Linked DNA regions of Homo sapiens: region 2 is linked to region 1. The links are chromatin contacts, found by Hi-C in ENCODE. All regions are on one chromosome and are shown on one strand. The core of a region is the stretch at or near the end of the contact, and the rest is flanking DNA. Distances in the headings are between cores, read along the strand shown.

Region 1 (2,618 bases), core at 73-2,572:
TCTAACGTTTGACGGCAGTGTGGTTTTAATCCTGTCATTTATTCTCCCTGAGCCTTGTGTCTAATCTTTGAAATGGAGATGACAACGATGACAATGATGATGATGATGACAATGACAGCAAATAGTCGTAGCCAGCACAAACAAGAGCATGAAGCCTGCACACCCTGCAACAGGCCTGCGTCTCCTCCCAAAGCAATGCCCCAAGCACATCCTCGGACATTCCCTGTCCTGGGTGGCCGGAGGGCAAGCGAATGAGCTGTCCTCGTGATCCTGGATCCCTCCCTAGGGTACTTGGGGTGCCGCATGAGGCGGTCAGGGTGGTTGGTGTCAGGAGAAGAATGTTGAGGAACTGGTGAGGGCATGAAGGAGGAGGACAGTGGAGGAGAGAGGGCATCCTGGAGAAAGTCACCTTGGAGCTGAGATGGGAGCAAATGATGGCTTGCAAGGCAGTCAAGAGAGAAGGGCACTCTGCGTGGAGACAGTGTCATATATGACTGCATCAATATTAAAAGACCAGGAGGGCACGATCAGTGAGTGTCACAGCGTGTGTGCTTGCTGCTGTAAAGGAAGGGCTCTGGGTGAGTCAGGTGAGGGCCTTGCGTGCCCTGCCAGGCAGTCGTGGGTGCCGAGCAAGTATCGGCTGTTGTCCTTTATCTAAGCAGGTGCACCCTGACCATGCTAGCCTGACAGCCCCACCCCACTGCAGGATGCTTTTGCCTATTTCAGCTCCAATCTGGTCTGCGGCAGTGACCATTGTGTCCTCTGGCTGGTGCTGGAAGGTCAGGACTGATCTTTTCTAGTCTGGATGGCTGGGCCTCTCTTCTGCTGGGGTCAAGTCCCCACCTCTGAGTGTAGTGAACCAAACATGGGTTAGTCTTCTGCAGGCCAAGGACCATACTGGGCACAGCAAGGAAGAAGAGGATGTCCAGAGCAGCCTCTCTTTCATAATCCTGTGGAAAAGACGAAGGGAAAACTGTGCTTACGTTTGTGCCACGTGCCAAACCATGGGCCAGGACATCACTGAGATTTTATTTAATGTGAAAAACAATGCTCTAAACCAGTATCATTCTTCCTGTTTTATAGAGAAAGAAACTAAGGCTCAGGGGTGCTCCTAACCGGCCCAAGCCACGGCTGAGAGAGAGTGGGCCAGACATCTATAAAGGACGATGATGAAAGCCAACCCAGCCCCTGTGACGCCCTTGGTTTTCATCCATGGCGTTAAAGCAAGATAAAGACCTCGCATGGGAATAAAGTTTTCTGGGCTTGTAAGGGGAAGGATGATAAATTACACTGTGGAAAACGGGGCCAGTGACTCACAGCTGGAGGTGAGCTCCGCTGCCAGCCACTTCCCTGCTGGCTCATGGCACAGAGCCCCTTCCCTCCAGGAGCAGCCTCTTGTGTATCTGACTCTGGCCTGGCCCAGCATACTGTCTACACTGCAGACAGAAAGCATGTGGCCTTAAACCTGGCACAGAGTGAAAGCTCAATAGCCATGAGCTGTTGTTTTAAGTGAGAGTGTGAATCAGGGCAGGTTCTGTCCTTCCTGAAGCACCTTCTCTTACTTTCTGGTGCCCTTCATAAGAAACCCCCCAATTCTGGCCTCGCCCACCCTCCCACCTCGCTCCCCGTTTGTCAGGCTGAACTGCTGCCCTTCTCCACATGCCACACTGCTCTCTTCCGTGCCTTCACTTTGTGCTCTCTGAATTCCTTTGTTCTCTAATCCATCTGACCAGCTTCTCCTCCCAGATGGCACCTCTAGCCTGGCCTCTCATTCTCTGCACTTTGTATTTCCTTCTCCCTAACACTCCTCATAGCCACAGGGATGGTTCAGGGTCCTTCTCCCCAGGGGCTAGGGCCTCCTAAATTCAGGCTGTGTCTTGCCGAGACTCCAACCCAGTGCCCCGCAAAGCTTAAGATCCTTAGTGAATGCTCAGGAAATGTTTGCAGAAGGAAAAAATGCTTTTCTCCAGCATCAGCGTCCTTTCTTTTTTCACGTTCTGCCTTTGGCAAGCTCTCGTCCCACCACTCAACCTTCCCAGCTGGGTTTAGTCTCCCTCCTGGGCCATGAAACCTCCTCCCCACCCTGCCCTCCTCCTGAGGGGCTGTGCACTCTTTTCTCTGAGGTTTCTGCTCCTGGTTTCTTCTGCTGGTACATCAGTTAAGTCCTTGTATTGTTTACCCTTCTGCCTCCCTGTGAGCCTGTGAAGGGCAGGGGCTGTCTTGTTCATCTTTATATGCTCAGCACAGAGCCTCCACAGGGTCGGGACTTGGGGAACACTTGCTGTTTAAATGATGGACTGGTTGAGTAAATGAAAAGCAAGTCTGCACTAGTATTTGGAATGGATGCCACTGTGGGTGTCAGGAGGAAGTGAAGTCACTTTCTCCTGTTCAGAATGAAGAGCAAACAGACCTTAAAGTCTGTGTGTGCTCCACCGTGGTGCTGGCTTTTAATATGGCACACTAAGGGAAGAGGGATGGACACGCACCAGGGCACAGCCACCCCGCCCCACGCACCTGCTGCCAGTGGAACACAGCTTCGGCACATGCTAGTAAGAGATCAGGATACTGCAACAGGGAAGCCCGCTCCCTTTCTTGAGGAAGTCGAGGCCTAAAGAAAA
Region 2 (2,618 bases), core at 51-2,550, 36 kb after region 1:
CTAGCCTTGGGAGTAAAATCATGTCCTTCTCATTGTACTCCATTAATCAGGGCAGTCGCAAAGATCCAGCCAGACTGAATGAGAGGGGACAGACATCATCATTCCACGGCTGGTACGTTAAGCTTACATTGTAAGAAAAGCATGTGGGATGTGCAGTGTTATTACTTGCCACCCAACTCACCCTCGATTAGTAATAAAGTGTCTATATGGGACACGTGGAAGCAAGGGGGAGAGAAATAAGAGTCCTAAGTTTCTCCCAGATACTGACTGATACTGGGAAACGTGCCTAAAACCCACTGCTGGAATCCTTCTCTGGATCAGAGCACGCAGCCTCAGAACAGTGAGTAATTAAGCTGTTATTGGCTGTTGGTGTCAATAGCCAATACTGACTACACACTTCATTGTCTATTGGTCATATTAGAAAGCAGACGGGACTGAAGATCTAGACGGATAAATTGTTCTTTGGTGAAGGGTTTTGGGACACGTTTCATCAATAGGTTCCTATCAGGCAAATGCTCCAGGAGGCTGGAGATGAAAACTGAACAAATAACTGAAAGAAAAGAATAAAGAAATGCCTTCTTTAAGCCTTGGCTCCTTCACAATTTGACCATGACCAGTCCTTCCCAGAAGTGAGAGTCAGCTGGGCAGGAGTTTTCCTCCATCAGTGGAGTCATTTTATCAACATCCAGCCTTAGAGCGCTTCTTTACGGAGGGAGAAACTCAAACACAAGGCAGGGGAGGTGACAAGTGTGTTCTCCAGGCCTGGGGTTTCAGGTGAGGGTGGAGGTGTGGGGCCAGGCAGGTGGTGGCTATCCCCTCTTCCCCATAAGGAAGATAACACGAACATGCAGGTTGATGCAGGGAGAGCAGAATTATGGGATGTTACATCTTACAGAAATATCAGTTATGTTTCTTTAATTGTCAGTGACAAAAAGATATTTTTTCTACAAATAAAAAAGGCCATATTTGGAATAATATGGAGCATCTTACAAAAGGAAAATTGTACCTGTACCTAATAAGCCATAGTAGCTCTGGGAACTGAATCTCGGGCACCAGGAACAGTCTCGCATGTCATTGTAATCTGGATTCATGAGCTCTGACTTTCCACAGTCTTTGAGTCACTGAGCACTAGGATCAACTTTCACAGAGGATCCAGATAATCAGCCAGCTTAAGTCACACTCCTACAGCTTGGCTAGGGTAGGGATTCCTCACCAACAGTCCCATAAGATCTTATCCAGTCAGGAGGGGCTGGCCCAATCTGAAGTGCAGCCGAGACCGGGAGCCACAGACCTGGAACCTGTGTACTCAAAGAGTTGTCCACATGCCAGCAGCACTGGCCCTTCCAGGAGCTGTTAGAAATGTAGAACCTCAGAGCCTACATTGAAGATATTGAATCGGAGTCTGCACATCGCTTCTGAGAAGCCATGAGCTAAGCTGATGCCATTCAGCTGGGTAGCATCGCAGTCACTGTGCAACTTTTAAACATACAGCTGCCCAGGCCCACTGCAGACCTGCTAAATTCAAGCTCCTTGTAGTGGGGCCAGGGCCCTGGGACTTCATACAAAACTCTGCAAGTCATCACTGATGAGAAAACCAAGACTCGATGAGGTAAAGCAACTTCCCCCACCACAAAACCTAGTCCTGTGTGAGGGAGCCAGGGGTATTTACATTTTCCTAATTTACATCCTTTTAAACTGCATTTTTCAGAGTCTCCTGAGCTCAGAGGAAGAAGCTGCATAACCAGCACACTTCCAGAGAGGACCGAGGAAGAGAGCGTTGCTTCAGCCAGGGTCTGATTAGTCATGCCTGGCAGGCTCTGCTGAGCTGGGTGCTCATGGGTTTTGCTTGCTGAGCTGAATTAATATATTAGTGGATTTCATGTTTGACTCGCTCTTTCTTTCTCACTGCGCAGGAGCTAAAGGAGTGGAGCTGGGGATGCCAATGTTTCTGTTTAGACAGCTGAAGGGGCCATGCGAGCCCACAGCGAGAGCTGCAGGAGCAGCTACTACAGGGAGTGGGCAGATTTTAGGGTGCGCAGATTTGTACTTGGTGTGGCTCGGTTGTACATTCAGGAATCTCTTTCCTTGTGATACGCAGAGCTGCACGTGGAAGATGTTAGGAACACAGCTGGGTGCAGTTTTGCTGGTTAGTTCTGAACAAACCTACAGACGTGAGATTTGAACTCTATAAGGGAAGAAAGCAAGGAGGAAGAAGGCACTGAGGCTGCCTGTCACCAGAAGGGTTCTGGGCAAAACGGGGTAGAGTGACTTGGGACAGTTCCTCCTAACGATAGCACAGGCAGTAGGGGTTGAGACACAGTGGGGTTGAGACTTGCTTAAATGTATAGTTATTCAGCCAGCCATTTTCATAGAATAATTGTGGGTTGCCCTGAGCTGCCGCGTTCACATGCTCTGCAGTGGAGTACTATATGCTAATGTGAGATGGGAGTACACCCAGATTTCACCCCCCTAGAACGTGGTTTTTTTTTTTTTAAAGTAAAACAATGCTATGGCCAGGTGTGGCCTGTTAGCTTTAAAAACAAATGGCCTCTGCTGAGGGACACTTGGGTTGTTTCCCTGTCTTGGCTACGGTGAGCAGTGCTGCAGTGGACATGGGA

The links. Hi-C counts contacts between places; a loop is a spot of excess contacts on that map. Pooled maps may share reads with other maps.
Region 2: a loop to region 1 is called in a map of ascending aorta, with 7 times the contacts of the local background. The contact joins the promoter of LINC02697 here to the enhancer-like site in region 1. A Hi-C loop is called at or near these places in 2 of 168 maps with a recorded cell type or tissue (aorta and ascending aorta) and 5 of 50 pooled maps.

What each region holds. Positions count from the first base shown.
Region 1 is chr11:134,914,114-134,916,731 of GRCh38, forward strand. No RefSeq gene overlaps it. Among named protein-coding and RNA genes, the nearest start is that of LINC02697, 36 kb to the right of the region's middle. Within about 2 kb of position 1,323, at least 2 of the 41 ENCODE cell types and tissues checked have a DNase peak (open chromatin) inside an H3K27ac peak, as active enhancers do; they include ascending aorta, where a contact is called at or near this core.
Region 2 is chr11:134,949,689-134,952,306 of GRCh38, forward strand. It overlaps LINC02697 (long intergenic non-protein coding RNA 2697), which reads left to right and starts at 1,301. Exons shown (of 2, transcript NR_187396.1): 1 at 1,301-1,609. RefSeq lists an enhancer at 1-371.